Regions from separate parts of the Mus musculus genome. Here region 2 is linked to region 1. Evidence: chromatin loops called from intact Hi-C (ENCODE). Cell type or tissue: heart. All regions are shown on one strand. Each heading gives the region's core, and the rest is flanking DNA. Links, peaks and the distances in the headings are about the cores only.

What was found. Hi-C counts contacts between places; a loop is a spot of excess contacts. Peaks named below come from ENCODE experiments on the same cell type or tissue, not always from the same donor. Only the 100,000 strongest peaks of a DNase experiment are listed, where the experiment ranks them.
Region 2: it touches region 1 in a loop (3-fold over the local background); 8 of 42 quality-filtered maps call a loop at or near these places.

Annotation. Positions count from the first base shown.
Region 1 is chr11:57,641,411-57,651,177 of GRCm38, forward strand. It overlaps Galnt10 (polypeptide N-acetylgalactosaminyltransferase 10), which reads left to right and starts at 4,032. Exons shown (of 12, transcript NM_134189.2): 1 at 4,032-4,307. The coding sequence starts at 4,149. It overlaps 4933424L21Rik (RIKEN cDNA 4933424L21 gene), which reads right to left and starts at 8,084. Exons shown (of 4, transcript NR_153850.1): 1 at 7,910-8,084; 2 at 7,312-7,685. In heart, for the core only: CTCF peaks have their summits at 1,832 (motif pointing right), 4,008 and 4,209; DNase peaks (open chromatin) are centred at 3,141, 3,731 and 3,991; H3K4me3 peaks cover 3,166 bases; H3K27ac peaks cover 2,125 bases.
Region 2 is chr11:57,712,357-57,722,123 of GRCm38, forward strand. Galnt10 (polypeptide N-acetylgalactosaminyltransferase 10) reads left to right here. Exons shown (of 12, transcript NM_134189.2): 2 at 8,939-9,041. Among named protein-coding and RNA genes, the nearest start is that of Gm46282, 11 kb to the left of the region's middle. In heart, for the core only: a CTCF peak has its summit at 5,651 (motif pointing right); no DNase peak of the experiment used is centred there.

The DNA.
Region 1 (9,767 bases), core at 677-8,676:
CCTTACTTATAATAGCCAGAAGCTGGAAAAAACCCAGATGCCCCTCAACAGAGGAATGGATACAGAAAATGTGGTACATTTACACAATGGAGTACTACTCAGCTATTAAAAAGAATGAATTTATGAAATTCCTAGGCAAATGGATGGACCAGGAGGGCATCATCCTGAGTGAGATAACCCAATCACAAAGGAACTCACACAATATGTACTCACTGATAAGTGGATATTAGCCCAGAAACTTAGGATACCCAAGATATAAGATACAATTTCCTAAACGCATGAAACTCAAGAAGAACGAAGACCAAAGTGTGGACACTTTGCCCCTTCTTAGAATTGGGAACAAAACAGCCATGGAAGGAGTTACAGAGACAAAGTTTGTAGCTGTGACGAAAGGATGGACCATCTAGAGACTGCCATACCCGGAGATCCATCCCATAATCAGCTTCCAAACGCTGACACCATTGCACACACTAGCAAGATTTTGCTTAAAGGACCCAGATAGAGCTCTCTCTTGTGGGACTATGCTGGGGCCTGGCAAACACAGAAGTGGATGCTCACAGTCAGCTATTGGATGGATTACAGGGCCCCCAATGGAGGAGCTAGAGAAGGTACCCAAGGAGCTAAAGGGATCTGCAACCCTATAGGTGGAACAACATTATGAACTAACCAGTACCCCGGAGCTCTTGTCTCTAGCTGCATATGTGTCAAAAGAGAGCCTAGTCGGCCATCACTGGAAAGAGAGGCCCATTGGACTTGCAAACTTTATATGCCCCAGTACAGGGGAATTCCAGGGCCAAAAAGTGGGAGTGGGTGGGTAGGGGAGTAGGGGGGGAGGGTATGGGGGACTTTTGGGATAGCATTGAAAATGTAAATGAGGAAAATACCTAATAAAAATATTAAAAAAATAACCAAGACAATCTCCCACCAATGTGCCAACCCCAAATGCTTTGAGCTAAGAAGTCTCTTGGGTTATTGGTGTGTGTGCACGCACATGCATGTGGAGGTCTGGGGACAAGTTTGATGTTTCATTACACAGACACCTTCCCCCTTCTTTCTTTGCTTTAGCTGACCAGAGAGTTTCTAAGGCTCCTCCTCTGTCCATCCCCCCTCACCACCACTGGGGATTACAGGCATGCACTTCTGTAATCCTAGTTTTTTAATCAGTTCTGTGGCTTGGTCCTCAGGTCCTCAGGCTTGTGAGCCGAGTGCTTTGTTGACTGAGCCATCTCCGCAGTCCTCTCATGAGTTATTCTAAGGTAAGGGAAGCCACAGTGTTTACAACAGTGTCATGATAGATACTGCTACCTTCACCATGCTCAAGGGTGGAGAAGCAGTGCCATGTAACTACACCAACGCTGCAAACTCATGACAGCACCGGACACAGACAGGACCCAGCATTACTCATAACTGGGGATTGATGGGGATAGCCCAAATGTCCATCAACAGCTAACTGGATAAACAAACATAGGGTATGCATGTGTGACTTCTCCTGGGGAGATGTGAGTAAATGTCTGTCACAGATAGGACACTGACCACATACCAAAGAAATGATGTCATCTAAGTCTACTTCAGGAAGGCCAGCTGACTGGTTATTTGGGCTATTTTCAGGGGCATCACAAAAAAAGCCCATACCAGTATGGATGATAGCTCATGCACCCTGGAGCTCCCTGGACACCCTGAAGAAAGACAGCATGGCTGATCCTGAGGGTCTGTTCTTCTCAGGATTGTTTCAGTTTACATAACTTTGGGGAAGAAAGTTGACTTAAAAAAAAAGATTTATTTATTTATTTATTATATGTAAGTACACCATAGCTATCTTCAGACACACCAGGAGGGGGCGTCAGGTCTCAATATGGATAGTTGTGAGCCACCATGTGGTTGCTGGGATTTGAACTCAGGACCTTCAGAAGAGCAGTCAGTGCTCTTAACCACTGAGCCATCTCTCCAGCCCATCTTTTAACTTTTTAAGTTTCTTGAGTCTTGTGAGACTAGTTTACTTCCTGAGTCTTAGAAGCATCCCTCATCCTTTTGGGTGGGAAAACACACACACACACACTGTAATAAAAAATAATTTTTAATGGTTAAAAATGGTAAAATTGTTATGTGTATTACAGCACACTATAAATTATTTTAAAAAACATTTATTATATATGTGTATGTAATTAAATGTACACCTGTGCACCGTAAGTGTGCAGATGCCCACACAGGCCAGAAGAGAATAACAGATGCCCTGGATCTAAATTATAGGCAGTTGTGAGCTGTCTCCTGTGGGTGCCAGGAGACAAATATGGGTCTGGGGAACTGAACCCATGTTCTCTGGAAGGAAGAGCAGCAAGTACTTTTAACCATGGAGGTATCTCTCAGTTCCTATAAGATTATTATTTTTTAAAGATGTAAGGGTCAGATTTATAAACAGAAGGATGGTCAGAGGGTGCATCTAGGTATGGGTGATAAGACAAAGGTCCCGATGTGGGAGTGCCCGCCATGTTCTGATGAACAGCAAGGGGGATGGGTTTGGGGAGACTTGAAGGAAGAGGTGGTGATTTCCTTAGACATAGAGGTGTACCCTGACATAGACAAAGAGGTTTGGGGGTTTTGTTTGTTTGTTTGTTTTTTAGGTGCAAGAATTTGTATGGTCAACACCACTTGGGGGAACATACAAAGCTAGCAGCAGAACCAAAGAAAGAAAGGCCAGGCAGAGGGGGAAGGAAATATTTGACCTTAGGGAAATACAACCCAGGGACTGTGACTTTAACTGCAATGATGTGAGTGACCTAAGATGAGATTTAAAAAAAAAAATCACTGCTCAGTCTGGTGTTAGACCTGCAAGGTTAGAATTTAGGGCACTAGTCCCGGGATAGTGGTAGCCACAGGGCTCAGTGGCTTCGCTGCAGAAGCAGAGGATAGAGTCAATGCGCGCGCTGGCAGGAAGGCTAGTAAAGAGGAAGCAAGAGAGGAGGGGGAGGAGGGGGCTGCCATTGGGCATCCAGGAGCAAGCTGTTAAAAGACAGGCGCGCAGCAGAGGAGGCTCCCACAGGCTTCATGTGAGCCCAAGTCAGCAGCTCAGAAGCCAGATATTTTTGGACAAGTCAAGGCTCCCTAGTTCTGCTATGCACAGCCGAGCTTTCAGTTCTGCGCACCCCACCCCACCCCACCCCTCCGCCCAGGCTCCAGTGAGAGTTCTGCTTTTCCTTGCTCCTCACTCCTGGCCCAGTATCGGACCCACTGTGGGCGCTCGCTGGTGGTTTGAATTCGAAAGAGGAAAGGACACGAGGTTTCGGGAACGTGCTCTGGGGCACTGTGTCCAGAAGCAGTCCAAGTCCAAGTCCACTGGCTTGCATGTGCGTAAGAATAGCTCTCGCAAAGAGGCTCCGGTCATCTCCTCGATGGTTTTGCAAAGAACCCAGACTAGTGACGGAACATCCAGCACTCCACAGGTTGGAGAGGGGGATGGAAACCCAGCCGCCCACTGAGCGATGCGCAAGGTGCCCTCTGCATACAGGTTGTGGGGAGTCCCCAGGTCAAAGGCAGGTCTGGTTGGCACGTCCCGGGGCAGAACCGGGAAAAGAGTGGACTGCAGCATCCCAGCGCAGTCGGTTGTAGCATGTCCGCACAGTCCCGGGGCTCTCGCTGGCTGAGAACTTGCAGAGAGCCACGCGAATTCCCCGGGGTGTTCCCGATCGCGTGCTCCGCGGCCCCTGCGAGCGCCCAACTCCCTAACTCCGGGACTTTGGCAAAGCTGCAGCGGGCGGGGAGCAGTGGAGAAGCAGGACGCACCATTGGAGCCCACGGGGGGTGTAGCAATCAGGAGCCGGGGCCCTCTTGCATCCTGGAGGACGGAGATGCTCTATGAGTAGATGAAGAATTGAAGGATGGAGGCGAATAGGACTCAACCGTGCATCTGTTGGCGGAAGGCGAGGTGCAGGACGTGGAATGAGATGCCGAGGGATGATGGGGTTGGAGCGCACCCCCACGGCGGTGACACGGTGGAGGCGCCCGGCTCCCCCGCCGGCGAGCAGCGGAAGTGCCGCGGAGTTGGAGCGGGGCCGGCGTCGCGGCCGCTACTGCTGGCCGAACTGCTGCCGCCGCCGGGTGGACGGGCGGACGCGCAAAGCCGGGGGCGGGCGCGGCGGGGCGGACCGGCCCCGATGAGGCGCAAAGAGAAGCGGCTCTTGCAGGCGGTGGCTCTGGCTCTGGCGGCCCTGGTCCTGCTGCCCAACGTGGGGCTTTGGGCTCTGTACCGCGAGCGGCAGCCCGACGGCAGCCCTGGGGGATTGGGGGCGGCGGTGGCCCCCGCGGCGGTTCAGGTGAGTAGTCTGCGGCCGAGAGTTGGGAGTACTCTTTCTCCCACTTCGCTCCCACCCTGCAGTTCCTTGTTCTACCTATCCTTCGTGTCTGCTCTGAGGCATCCCATTTTGGGGATGGCAACATCGAGGCTTAGGGAAGGTCAAAGATTTATCCAGGCTCTTGCTCCAGCCTAAAACAGTGTTCAACCCCAGGCCCTTTCCTTAGTTTACCCCTTTCCTCTTATTGCCGTCTATAATTCCCGGCCTCTTCAGCTCTCTCTTTTTCGGAGGATCCTACCTGCATCTTCGTGCCACCCTGGATTGTTTGTTCTGAGGTAAGAGTGGAGATTCTGGTCCTTCTTGTCGGTGTTCTTCAGATAGTCTCTGCCCCTAGCCTCCACTCTCGCCTGCTGATTCTAATGTTTCAAGTCAGACCAGATCCTTCCTGGTTTGCTGTCTGCACAGGCACTCGTAGGTCTCCCATCTGGAGCGAGCTTTCTCTTCTCTCTTCTCTTCTCTTCTCTTCTCTTCTCTTCTCTTCTCTTCTCTTCTCTTCTCTTCTCTTCTCTTCTCTTCTCTTCTCTTCTCTTCTCTTCTCTTCTCTTCTCTTCTCTTCTCTTCTCTTCTTCTCCTTCCCTCCCCTTTTCCCTCCTTCCTTCCTTCCTTCCTTCCTGTGTATGTGTACCTTACCTACATGTATGTCTGTCTGCACCACACAGGTGCATGGTGCTCATTGAGGTCAGAAGAGGGCACAGGCTCCCCCAAAACTGGGGTTACAGATGGCTCTGAATCACAGTGTGGTTGCTGGGAATCTAACCTGGAAGACCAGCCACTGCTTCTAAACAAGTGATCCATCTCTCTCCCCACCTCCCACATCACCCAGTCTTTATCCTAGTCAAATTCTGTGCCTCTCTCGAGAATACTGAGCCCAGGCCCCATTGAACTTGCCACCTTTGACATGAGTCTAGCAGCTCTGGTGGAGGACTCTCCAAATGTCTCAGAGCCACAGGTGTCAAACACCCCCAGGACAGAACACCTCCAGCCTTCCTTCTTTGTACTAATGAGAGATGTTTCTTGTAGACAAAATTGAGATGGTCTGCCTCTTTAAAGTTGTATGTATGTATGTGTGTGTGCATTGTGTACGTGCATGTGTGTGTGTGTCCACGAGTGCGTGCACTTGGAGTAGCAGTCTCCTGGCTTAGATGAACTCTGTCACTTTCCTCCAGCCATCCCAGCTTCCCTACCCCAGCTCCTGGCAAGCGTGGGCACGCTACACTTGAATTATTCCTCCAGTGGGACATTTAAGAGTTGCTTACGGGATTTTCTTGGTCCTGTGGGAAGTGGGTAGATGTGCGCCAGGGTCAGCCTTGACTGACTGCTGGCTGGCCTTGAGGGAAGAGGCTGGCTTCTTGAGATTGATGCTTTACCGCCCCCCACACTCCCCACCTTTCCAGTGTTAGGGCTTTCTGGCTTCTTGGGCATGGGAGAGTCTTGGTCTACAGAGCGGATCAATTTGAACTTGGCGTGTCACTCTGGTAACTTGTAAATCATCCTCAAGGCCCGGGTGATCTGTCTATCTGGTAGATCTTACTATTGGGAAAGTTAGGAAACCCCATTTCTAAATCCCTGCTTCCAATTCTGAAAGCTGGTCTAGAGCTCTCTCCCTTAAACTCTTTGTCTGAGTGGGGTTTTTCTGTGGGAAACCTCTTTCCTCTGTTACTGCCCTGTGGGGCACCAGTGTCGGCAGGCCAGACTCGTGTTCTAAGCTCAGCTGTTGACTTGCTGTGCATTGATGAGTCTGATCTCCCACTCTGAGCCTTGCTTGCTCCGTGTGTATGATTTGATGCCAACATTCTGTGATGCTGCCAATGTGCCAGTGGGGCAGGGCCACTTCTTTTTCCTTTCCTGAGGTCGCTTATAACAGTCCTATCTTGGGATGCTCTGCTGAACACAGCCCTGGCCGAGGGGGGTGTGTCCAGCCAGGTCAGACTCTCCCACAGAATAGCTGTGAGCAGTTCTAAAATAGCCCTTGACATTCTGCCTCTGCGTGGAGAGAGTTCTGCTGTGAAGGCCAGAGACATCCTAATTTTCATTTTCTATAGAGCCAGATGTGTAACAAGAAGGTCAAGGTTAACTGTCAGTTTGGCCTTAGCTTTCACGGTGAATTACTGACTGTACAAAAGGCTATTGATGCAGTATGGCCACCTTTTGAGCAGAGAGAGAGAGAGAGAGAGAGAAAGAGAGAGAGAGAGAGAGAGAGAGAGAGAGAGAGAGAGAGAGAGAGAGAGAGAGAGAGAGAGAGAGAAAGGAGGAACAGCAACTGAGTACCTCTTGGAATTGCTACCTGGACTCATTGAGAGGGCTGGTTTACATGCTCTGGTTTTTTGTCTGTCTCTCTGGGATGGCACAGAGAGGAGGAAGAAATAGTTAAGAGTATGGAGGGCTTTCGTGCACTTATCATTGCTTCTTGGGGGTCACAGAAGGGAAATATTTCCCAAGGATGGGCCCTGGTAGGTGCAGCAGGATTCAGCATTCATGGGCTGCCTGTCTGGTACAGTCTGCCAAATTTCCACACAGCCCCTTTGTGTTCCACTCTCCTGCAGATGCAGAACCCTCCAATCCCTCTCCTGAATGTCAGCTGGCCTCCAGGAAAGAAGCCGGCTTCTCCCACCCCTCTCTGTCAGGGGCTAGCTGGGAAACCGTCTTCAGCACCCAGAGTTGTTGGGACACCGATGAACCAGTCAGCACTCTGGCACTGTCGAGTCATCTCCGTGATCTTCCTGGTAGAAATAAGTGCTGGTCTGGAAGGTAGCTGAGTTGATTGAGTGCTTGCCTGTGGCCAGTCCTCAGCGCCACATCAACCAGCCTGTGGCGCGCGTCAGTAATTCCAGTACTCAGGAAGTGACAGGAAGAGAATTGGAGTTCAAGGCCAACCTTGGCTACAGGAGACCTTTCTCTAGATCAGCACCTGTTGGCTCTTTGTTACCGTGAGACTTTCTAGTGGCTTTTCTGTGAGATGGCACACCTGGGTTTGTGTAGTCCTCTGATGCCTTGCCCTGTGGTGCCTCATCCTGGTCCTGTTGGAGCCACCAGGCGGGACATTTGATTCATAAAGTGAACGTCATGTGCTCGGAGTCTCGCTGGTCACATAGCTGGCTCTTCTGAAAGTCGCAAGATTGAGTAAGGAAAGAAAGCCGGCCTCGAGGCCATTTTTGTTTAAACTTGGGCTTCCTTCTCTTTCCCACTCCCTAGCCGGCCTGACATCTTGGTTTAACTCTAGGATTGGTTTTCATCTTGCAGAGCCTGGGAGCTGGTTCTCAATACCACAGTAGGAATCCCAAGTGCAGCTCCTCCCACTTCTGAGCCAGGAAGAGAACTGGCTTCTCTGGGTCATGGCATCTGTTTGGTAGAGAAAGGTGGGATCATGGAATTCCAGTGTCTATGACTTTTAAGTATCAGGTCTTTTTCTCATGGAGTCAGAGCTAAACTTGGTTCTTAGAACATCTGGAAATCGATAACCCTTCCCTACCCCCACCCCCCGGTTTCAGTCTTCCTGGTAGTAGAAGACTTACCCGTCAGCAAGTTAAGTACCATGGCAATGTGGTCTGGAGTGGTTTCCTTACCTTTCCAAGGTGGAGTTGGTATCCTTTAGACTGCTAATCACTTCTCTGTCAGCTTGGCCAGATGAAATCTGATGCCACCCGGGGAAGGGTTCTTGACTTAGCAGAGCAAATCTGCTCCTGCCTCCTCCTCCTCTTGGGCCTGCTGTCTGCCAAGGATGAGTACAGAGAGAGGTCTGACTGGTTCTCTCCTGCCCTAAGCCCATTGTGACCTCATGGAAGTGATTTAACCTCTCTGGCCCTTGTCGTCCTCACTTGTGAGCTGCCTGTAGATTCAGAAAGACGAAAATGTCTATCATTGTGGTGCCCACCCACCTGTGGCCAGGGCAGACAATGCTAATCAGGTTTTACTACCAATCCCAGACCTGGCCTCAGTCTGTCGGTCAAGAAGGCTTCTCACATGTGGGGTTGCTGGTATCATTTACTTCCTTTTTGTGGTTTTTGGAGGGGAGGGGGTGTGTGAAATATAGATTTTGTTGCGGCTTTTCCGATTCTGATGCCCCAGGATTCTGTGAGTTTGGAAGTATGTGTCGGAAAGGTCTAGAGTCCAGCCGAAGCCCTGACTAAGGACTCTGTTCCTGTTCCAGCGTCTCTCGGGCAGCTTTGTGTGTGTTAGCTCCGGTGACAGATGACAGATAATGGAACCCGGGGATGGAAAAGCAAAGGCCTATTTAAAAGATAACCATCTAGCTTGCTAATTGTACCTTGTCTACAGCCAGCTCTTATTCGGAAAATGGCATCCAGGATGCCTTTTGTTGCTGTATAAAAGGCAACCTGGGCGTGAAGGAGGCCTTGTTCCTTACAGTGGCGAAGTGCTTTGCACACCTACCTGGTCCTTCGCATCGTCTGTGGAAGCAGAGGGTTTGTATAAGAATCTCGTTTCTCCAGAGAATCGCTGTTCCCATGGGTTCGTGGAGTGGGGACAGGAAGTAGACCCTACAGGTAGCAGTTCCCATGGGTTCCACAGTGGCCTTCCTGCTTGCAGCTGTCCGGAGACTGGGAAGGTAGAGTGCGTTTGTCGAACTACTGAATGTATCAGAGCAGGCAAGGGCTTCAGAGGACCTCTAGGCCAGCCCCCTTCATTTTTGTCTGATGGAAACTGAGGCCCCAGAGAGGGGTGATGGCTGAAAACAAGTTCTCACCGGAGAAATGCAGACCAGAATGCAGCGCTCTGAGGTTCATGCTCCGTTTCGCAGCAGAGGCTTTTCCTCCACAGACTAATATTTGCGCCTTCCCTGCCATTATTTCCCCTGAGAGCCAAGATGATCTCGCTGAGTCCCTGAGGCCAGCAAATAAAATGGATTAAACGTTAGGGCTGTGAAGGGACCTTGCTTGAGACAGAGAGATTCAAAGGTATGTGGTACCTGGCAGTGTTGCTGTCCACAGCAGACAGAACTAACTGGTCCTCAGTGCCCCCTTACGTTCTCTTCTGTATCAATTTCGAATAACAGTGGATTCAGCCTGAAATGCTACAGAGGAAGCTCGCAGGCTCCTCCGGGACCATCTGGTTCTAAGAATTGGTTGATCTGGGTTCTCTTGCTTCTTCTGGCTTTTTCTCTGTTACTTCTGACCTAGACCAAGTCTCTATGGTAGCAGAGCATGATCCTGGCAGAGTCTGTCTCTGGCTGCCTGTGTAGAAGAGAGAAGAAACCATTTTTCTTATGAGCTCTGCCTTCCTGTTCCACTTTAGGGTTGCCACGCCCAGGACCTGTCACAACCACACATCTGCTGGGGTGGGGGGTACTCCTGCCATGTTGGAGATGGGGGAGGGTTAGCCCTCTTAGGTGGGAGAAAGGATAGGTCCTCACAGAAGAATCTGAAAGAAAGAGATGCCCCGGGCAGAAGCTAGCATGTTGTCCCA
Region 2 (9,767 bases), core at 968-8,967, 71 kb after region 1:
AGAGAAACACTGTTCGGGGGGGGGGGGCAGGGAAGAGTTGGGAGGCCAAGGCTCAAATACTTTGGATTTTTACACCCCAACATGCAAGGGACAAATTGATATGAACCCCTTAGATCATTTTATTGCCCTCCTTTCCCAGAGACCGTGTGCTTTGTTATAAACTAATTCCCATGTGCAGGGATTTCACGCAGCCAGTGAATCGTGCTCACAGGGCCACAGGCCAGTGGGTAGTTTCTCCAGCCTTGGGTTCCCATGTGCATTTGTGGTCATCCACATATAGCAGGAAGCCCCGGGGATCTTGCATCTCTTTGAGAATTGGCTGTCTGTCTGCTAGCCTAGGACAGTTGCCTGTTCCATTGCTGTCACAGAATACATGATATACTGCAACTTAAGGGAAGTTTGATTTGGGGCTCACAGTTTAAGAGGGTGGTGGTCCATGGTAGGGAAGGCATGGGAGAAGGAGGTAGCCGTATGTGTGGATGGATCAATGGAATGAAGAGGGATCAATGGGTGGATGGATAAAGAGATGGATATAGGTGCTTCTAAAGTTGTTACCATAAACTTCACTTCCCCCCTGCCGAGTTACTGAGATTGAGTGCAGCTGTTTCGTGTCTAAAGACTTTTCCCTGGCGGTATTTTTTGTTGTGTTTCGCCTTTCTAAGATAAAGACTCGATGGATAGTCCTGGCTGGCCCCACACTCACCGTCCTCCTGGGATGACTGACAGGCACGCGCCACAACGCTCAGGATCGAAATGCTTTGGAGAAGCAAAGCGGAATCAAAAACCCAGTTGCGAGTTGTGTGCGGAAGAGCCATGCTGGGTTCTTTCTCACGAACCCCGTAATTATTAGCAGAAAAATGAGGTCCCCAAGTTTCCTCCCTGGATACATTAATCACTTCTTGGAGGCTGGGGGTGAGTGGGAGAGGGGAGACTGTATTAAATAAAGTTAGGCAACTTTCTGTGGGACTTCAGACAGCCTTTATTTAACATGTGCACATGAGTGTGGTTGTGTGTAGGTGAGCGCGTATTACAGAGGGGGTGTACATGTGTGTGGAGGGCAGAGGACAACCTTGAGTGTCATTCCTCAGGCATTGTCCGTATTGCTCTTGGGGTTCTCGCGGGCTGGGAACCTGATATAGGTTGGCCAGCCAGGCAGTACCGGGGATCCACCTGTTTGTGCCTTCCAGTGCTGGAGTCACAGGGCACAGTGGCTTTTATATGTGGCTTCTGGAGATTGAACTTGGGACTCCCCCACTTGCAAGGCAAGCGCTTTACACTGTAGCTGCCTTCAGACACCCCAGAAGAGGGTGTCCAATCCCATTACAGATGGTTGTGAAGCCACCATGTGGTTGCTGGGATTTGAACTCAGAACTTCTGGAAGAGCAGTCAGTGCTCTTAACCGCTGAGCCACCTCCCCAGCCCGGTAAGCACTTTACCAGCTGAGCTCTTTCCCGGTTTTCAAAGAGCCCTTACCATGCTAACGTACATGCTGGCATCCAGGTATGCTAGTGCTGAAAACTAGGATGCAGAAAAGGGAGATAGTGTAACATTTTAGTTCCATCCTTTGGCAAGTATGTAATTCTGGGCTCTCCATATGTTCCCAGTGCTAGCTGTTGCCACCGTTTCCCCACCTTTCCCCAAAGACCACTCACCCCCTCTCTCTGCTCCACAGTAACACCTCTATTCTTTCTTTTACTGGCTTTATCTTCTGGGCACTTACAGAATTAAAACCTTACACCCTCTGTGTCTGGCTTATCTCACTAAGCATTAATATCTTTCCAAGGTCTGTCTGTGTTGATCGTCTGCCCCTTCTACGGTTGAGCTGGTGTTCTACTGTGTGCCTGGGCCACGCCTTATTTATATTGGACACTGCTTGAGTTGTGTCTTTGGGTGGTCATGACCAGTGCTGCAGTGAAACACAAGTGTATGGCTCTGAGTGTCTCCTGTCCGTTCCTTTAGGTGAGGAGTCGCTGGGTCATGTGATAATGGTTCTGTTTTAGCCTTTTGAGAGACCTCCAGCCTTGTCCAGTAGCTGTGTTCCCATTGCCATTTCCCCCAACAGACACACAGTTTCTCCGCTCACATCCTGCCGTCACTTGTTCTCTGTGTGTTCAGTTACACTACCTTGCTAAGTAGTAAGTGATGCTGTATGGCAGGTGTGAGTCCTAGTCCCTAATGACCAACACCCGGGGTTCTGAGTTATCTTGGTGCACTCTGAATATAAGGCCTTCATCAGCTACACTTTGCAGATATATTCTAGTCCACAGCTGTGCCTTGAAGAGCAAAAGGTATAGTTGTAATGGATTCCATCCAACTCAGCAAAATGGATGCTGTCTTATTTACGAAGCCTTTACATAGACCATAGTAGCACACATCTAATCCCAGCACTCAGGAGGCAGAGGCTGACAGATGTCTGTGAATTCAAGGTCAGTTACATAGCAAGTTCCAGGACAGCTATATAATAGGGAGACCCTGTCTCAAAAAGAAAAAGAAGAAGAGGAGGAGGAGGAGGGGGGAGGAGGAGGAGGAGAAAGAAGAGAAGAATTACAAAAAGAAAAAGAAAGAAGTTTCTTTCCTATGTGCTGGGGAGATTGCCCAGTGGTTAGAGCACTTCTCCCCCCCTAGTGCCCTACCCCCTTTCCCCAGCGTGAGGACTGGAGTCTTGTCAGGTGCCTGTGGCCACCCGTCTGTGATTCCAGCCTGGGAAGGTAGAGATAGAAGATCCCCAGAGCAAGTTGGCTCCTGAGACTGGCCAGTGAGCTCTGGGTTTGATTGAGAGGCCCTGCTTCAGTGAAGAAGGGGGGAGAGCTATGAGGGATGATTCCCAACACCATCCTTGGACCTCCACCTGCTTGCACACCCATCTCCATGTGCCCACACACATGTGGACTCACATAAACTCATATGAAAACAGAAAGGAAGGAAGAAAGATTTGCCTAAATAATCCCAAGTCACTAGGGTGTGACTCCCACCTACTTCTTTCTTCTGTGTGCTTCCGTGACCCAGCCTCCCTCTGTGTGCATTGAGAGTTAGGGTTGAGCTTTTCTAGTCTGTCTGTCTGTCTGTGATCCATTCTTCCTGTAGCCCGAGCTAGCCTACATTCAATTCTCCTGCACTCACCGTCCTCCTGCCTCAGCCTCCGTGCTGGGATTGCAGGGAGCAGCACCATGCTGGAGGAATGTGTTGGATGTAATCCTTCCGCACCCTTTGTTGAAAAGTTGTCCCATTCAACTCCCTTAGCCTTTTTGTTTAGAATTTGTTCAATAAGTTTGTATATATATGCATGTGTGTGTGTCTACATATGTGTACTTGTATGATCAAGCATGTGTGTTTGCATATGTACATGGATGGATGTGTGCACTCTGGGGGTGGGGGAGTGTTCATGTGTTTGTTCTAAACATGATCTCATTAGTCATTTGTCCTCACTCAAGGACCACATTCTCCTGTCCATGGACCAAGCTTTGAAAGGTGTCTATGTGTCCTTCAGCTTTTTCCTGTCTGTGAGTGTCATTGTTTAACTACTACCTAAGTCCTTCATGTTTCTGCCAAGATTGCGTTGTGTCTATAGACCAATCCTTTAAGGACCAGCATCATTTTGGCTTTGAGGCAGGGTCTCACTATGCATCCCAGGCTGCTCTGGAGCTCATGATCCTCCTGCCTCCACCTCCCACCTCTGGGAGAATGAATTGACCTCTTGGCATCAAATCTTTCCAAATGCCTGGTTTGCCTATCATTTGTCCTCCTCGGGCACCCACTTGTAGTTGTCAGTGTGCGTCTTGGCTATTTTGTTCAGTTTGTTAAGTGTTTGGTATGTTGGCACTGTTGTAAATGATAGTTCAGTTCCCAAAGTTTCCTTGCCAGTTTTTAGAAGTTAAATTAACTTTTTCACACCATCCCCGACTCCTGTGACACTTTAAACTCACTAGTTCCAGACGCGTTTCTGTTGGTGCCCCCTCAGCATTTTCCAAACTGGACATTTTTCTACGAATGCTCTGGCCAAATTGTAGAGACCTTGACAGACACAGGACCCTATCTGTGGACCCTCCTCATCAATGTGGAAAGAGGGTGTGACAGAGCTGGGTCTTCCAGGTCCCTGTCAGACTCCCTGCCACCTCAACAAAGGCTTCTCAGCAGAAGATGCTCGTCTCAGTTAAAACCAGATTGGAACGAATCAAGCAAGATAAGAGTTTTTCTCTCACTGAAAAGCCTGGAGGGTGTGTGACTGGATGTGTGTGTGTGTGTGTGAGGTGGGGGGGGGGGGTACTTGTGAGCTAAACTGTCTGCTACTTCCATGAAAATGAAAGAAGCCCCAGAGGAGAGTCAGGCAGAGCCTCTCAGCCCGGCCTCAGGGCTAGGAATACAGACAGGACACTGACTGGCAATGGTTACGGCGGGTGTGAGAGTTCAAAGCCTGGGCATCTTTCAGAAATCACTTTAGGGTCAGGCGAGCCCTCTCTCTTTAGAATTTTGCAGCCCAATTAAACTGACCTGGAGCCATTTGATCAGAGGATAAAGTTAAGCCCTTTATGGTATTATGTCCTTGTGACTGTGCTAGGCCTGTCTAATCCCTGTGTGACCTTCCTTCCATCCAGGAAAAAAAAAGTAGAGGCAGATCTGTGCATTCAGTAGTCAGTGAGAATGAGACCTGCTTTTCTGGGGGTCACAGTTTGGGGAGACAGGCAGCCCTTAGATGAGTGTCCAAAGAACCCTGAAATGGAGAGCCCTGGGGCAGCATGCCCAAGCTGGCTTCTCAGTTCCCACCTGGCACTCGATTCTGAGACTCTCCAGGGCATGGTACTGGTTAGATTCAGGTGTGTTCGCAAACCATTTAGTTCTGGTTAAAGTTAAAAACAAACAAACGAATTCCCCCCATATACATTTTCTCAAAACGTCAGGTTGAGGCTGACATAGTTAACCACACTCGAGCCTTTTTTTTTTTTTTTTTTTTTTTTTTTGGTGAGGGCTAAAATAAGAGTGGTCCTCAGTTTTGAATAGGAGACACTTCCTCTAGAGGAAAATGAAGTGGACTCCATTCCCACTTACCTTGGAGGGGGAGGAGGGGGAGCAAGAGGAGGAGGAGGGGGAGGAGGAAGAGGAGAAGGAGGAGGAGGAGGAGGAAAAAGAGGGGGAGAAGGAGGAGGAGGAGGAGGCTGATCAAAAGCATGTGGGCTTCAGTACTTATTCCTGAGCTCTGCTGTGTCTCACTTCTCACTCAGAGAGACGTGTGGCTCCCACCTGCCAAGCAGCACTGGTCCAGACTTCCTCCTATTGTGTGGCTCATGTCTACCCTCTGAACCTTATTTATTCCTGCCAGGTCTGGCCTTTGCCCTTGTCTCTCACTTATAGTCTCCACTTACATCCCCTCCAGCTGGAGTCCCCTCTGCATTGCTCCCAAGCAAGCCCTTCCCCATTCTTCCACCTCCCTCCCCAAGACTCTTCTGTAGGCATCCTTACCCAGTCATCCCGGCGGGAACCTCTTCTAAATAACTAGAGATTTTATCTGTACCACCTTTAAGGTAATACACTAGAGTGATGTGTGTCTTTTCTTATCCTATTTATTAAACCCTCGGACTGTCTTATTTTTTTTTTTAAAGATTTATTTATTTATTATATGTAAGTACACTGTAGCTGTCTTCAGATACTCCAGAAGAGGGCGCCAGATCTTGTTAGGGATGGTTGTGAGCCACCATGTGGTTGCTGGGAATTGAACTCAGGACCTTCAGAAGAACAGTCGGGTGCTCTTATCTGTTGAGCCATCTCACCAGCCCCCGGACTGTCTTATTTAACTATATGTATTAACTACTTTTCTCATTGCTATGACAACATCATCAAAAGCAACTTACGGAAGGAAGATGGTTTGTTTTTGTTTCTTGATGTGTGTGGGCGTTCGTCTGCATGTAGTCAGTGTACCTTGTACTTCCCTAGTGCCTGTGGCATCCAGAAGAGAACATCCAATCCCCTGGAACTAGAATTGCAGATACTTGTGAGCTACTGTGTAGGTTCTGGCAATAAAACCCAAGTCCTTTTGAAAGGCAGCCAATGCTCTCAGCCCCTAAGCCATCTCTCCAGCCGCAGGAAGGGTTCATATTAGTTAGTGGTTTAAGAAGGCTACATACCTTCATGTCAGGGGTGGCATGGTGGGCAGGAACTGAGTATGAGACATTGTCACATTGGGTCCACAGTCAGGAAGCAGAGAGAGACAGTACTCCGTTCATTCTCCTTTTTGTCAGGACTGGGACCCTGGACCACAGGAATGGTACCATCCACACTCAGGGTGGGCTTTGCTCTCTCAGTTAATGCCCTCTCAGACACTCTCAAAGGTGTGTCTCCTGGGTGATGCTAAGTCCAATCAAGTTAACGCTGAGGTTACCCCTCACACTTTGCCTCTCCCAGAATTCCTTGGACACCGTAGGTCTTCAGTAATCCCTTGTTACATGGATGAATGAAAATTACTCCATGTTTGGTCTAAAAATTCATGGAGAATTTCAACCTACAATTGTCCAGCTTCCCTTCTATTGCTGTGAAGAGACACCATGGCCAAGACGACTCTTATAAAAGAGCATTTAATTGAGGGCTTGCTTACAGTATAAGAAGGTGGTGAGCCCATGATCACCATGGTGGCAGACAGACAGCGGTGGCAATGGAGCAACGCAGTAGCTGAGCGCTTTGCATCCTGATCTGCAGGCAGTAGGCAGAGAGACACTGCACCTGGCATGGAGTTTTGAAACCTCAAAGCCCGCCACCAGTGACACACCTCCTCCAACATGGCTCCACTAGTCCACACCTCCAAGATGGCTTCACTCAATGGTGACCAAGCATTCAAACTTGTGAGCCTGTGCGGGTCATTCTCTCGTCACACCACCACACCTTATGTAAAACAACTTTATTCATCTGGCTAAATGAGTTCTACCTGGTCCACCCTGACCGCGTGTGTGTGTGTGTGTGTGTGTGTGTGTGTGTGTGTGTGTGTGTGTGCGCGTGTGTGTGTGTGTGTGTCTGTCTGTCTGTCTGTCTGTCTGTCTGCTGTCCGTCTATGTTATTTTATTCTTGGGTTTTATTGCACACACACACACACAAAGGATATTAGAAGAATTACTTAATGTTTGGCATCGAAGAGTGCATGTGATCCGGAAGCAGAATCACTCCAGCTCCTCTGGAAAGCCTAGAGAATCACCCTAACATCTCCCTAATGCAGCCCGAGTCCGGGCTGAAGCCCACAACCCTTTCCATTTTCTTCCGGGCCAGAGGTTCAAACACTGTTGCTGACGGGCCCAGCCAAGTCTGCAGTCTCAGGACGGAGTGTGTGCTCTGACCAGTCTTTCTTCTCCAGCAGAATGGGGATGGCTTTGTTTCGCCATTCTCTCCTCTCCTCTAAGGGTGCCAGACACACAAAACGGTGATTAAGCAAAGATTAAAATTCCATTTGGATGAGTGAGTGAGTGAGTGAGCGGCTGTTGAGGCCATGATGGATTCCTTTGGAATGCTGACTAAGAGCACGTGGGTCCCAGACACAGTCAGTCTGAACACATCAACATGCGTTTACAGTTTGCTGTCTGAAGGGATTTCCAGTCCATTTGCCAGGTTTTCCAGCTAGCTCACATCCTCAAGGTGTTCCTTCTCTTTGTCTTCATTGCCTGTGGCAAGGGAACGTTCCTGAAGCTGGGGGGGAAGGAAAAGTGTCAGAAGATGATTGCAAACAAAGAAAATGATCTCAGCTTTCAGAGACACACACCCCTGGGTGTGCAGTGTTACGGAGTACCTCTGGGTTGAAGTCTTGGGGTGCTTCTTTATGTAATATTACATGATCAATGTTACTTAAGGGTTGTGTGCCTGGAGCTCAGTGGGTCAAAAACAAGCTGGTTTTGAGTCCCCAGGACTCTGGGCAAGCAGGAGTGTGTCATCCCAGCACCTGACACTCATTTCCGAGGCTCTGCCCTGGTTGTAGCCGGCAGTCAGCCACCTGCGGTTCCAGAGCACAAGGAAAGGGGTTTGAATTGGCATGAAGCCAGGAGGAGGTCAAAGTCTTAGTCCAAAAAGAGAGTAAAATGCCACAATTATGTGTTATATGGACTGCATGTCGAAATGCTAATGTTTTCGAAGAAGGTGGGTTAGGTTCAATGAAATGTATCGGGGCTCCAGAGATGGCTTAGTGGTTAAGAGGGTGCCCTGGTCTTATAGAGGACCTACCTTCAGGACTAGCACCTGTGACTGGCAGCTCCCAACTGCTGGTAACTCCAGCTGCAGGGGCTCCAATGCCCTCTTCTGGCCTCTACAGCAATATCCCTACACACACACACACACACATCAAAATTAAATACATCCTTAAAAAATAAATACGTTACTCAAACTAACATCATGTATTTCTTGATTGTTCCTTTGGAGTGCTGAGGACCGAACCCAGGGCCTCATGAACGCTAAGCAAGCACTCCACCATTGAACTACACCCCTTAGCCTCTGCTTATTTTTATTTTCTTTTGGCCTGTGACATTGTCTCACTGTGTAGGCTATGTTGGCCTAGAGCTGGTGGTCTTCCTGCCTCTACCTCCCGAGTGTTTGGATTACAGGGGCTTACCGCCACGCCTCGTTTTCTTTCTTCAATGTGGAAAGCAGCTTGCTTTGCCTACCAGGGCTGTCTCAGTACCTTCCCGTTGGGCAGCAACACACTGGGCACTTTGTCCTGTGGATGAGTGTGCCCGTCTTTCCTTCCTCTCCTGGGTGGTGAGTTTCCAAGGGGTTGTACTGAGCTTCTGTGTCCCCCCTGGCCTCAGCCCATCTAGCAGGCACATGGCTGGCACTCAGGAAGATGCTGAGGGCTGGACAGGCAATAGTGTTCTCCTTAAGCAGTGTAGCCTCTGGACCATTGTTATTGCCAATATTCCCTTTTTCTTCTTTTTCATAGTTTCTTCTTTGTCTTAATTTTCTTCTTTTATTTCTGAAGGAATTACACAGTCGACAAAAAAAGACATTTTTCTTGGGAGCTGAACAAAGGCTGAAGGACTGGCATAACAAGGAGGCTATCAGGAGGGACGCACAGCGCGTAGGTATGGAGGGCGCGGCCGAGTGTGGGCATCGTGTAAGTGTGCCATGGGTGTATGCGCATGTGCTGAATGTGTTAGAGGTGTCTGGACCCCTTGTTCACTTCCTGCCTGCCACCGTCTTTCCTAATAACCGTACCTACCTTTCACCCATCTGACCTCAGCTGTCAGCACCAGATCCACTGACTTCACATTCGCCCTGCCACCTACATATCAGCACGTGACTGTGTCTCCATCCTAGCAAGTCCCATCCCAAAGGAAGGAGCAATGTTTCAAAACGACAGGGATTGATCTCAAAGCAAGTTCCACCCTCTTCAACCTGATCAGGCCTTTATGGCTGGCTGAATAAGAGGAAATCTGTACCCCAGAGAGATGCTGCCACCTGCCAGTCATCACGCAGGGTGAGAGTAAGGCCAACTTGAGACTCGAACCCAGAACTGGAAGGCAGAGGCAGTTCTTCACCAACTACTGATTCCTTTTGCTAATAGGGCTTTGTCGCCATTCATGTATGGCTGGCAGATGGGGGAAGGGCCTACACGAATATCTATACAGAGACTGTAGAGGTTTTTTCTCTGCAGAGTCCAGGCAAAGGTCGGGAGAGCAGCTGCAACCCCCCTCCCCCAAAGGCTGTGGGGTCGCCACTGAATTCCACCATTCCTGAGCCTCTGATGACCTCACACAGTCAGCTTGTTCCAAGGGTGTGGAGGGAGAAGATGGCTATAATGTTGCTTT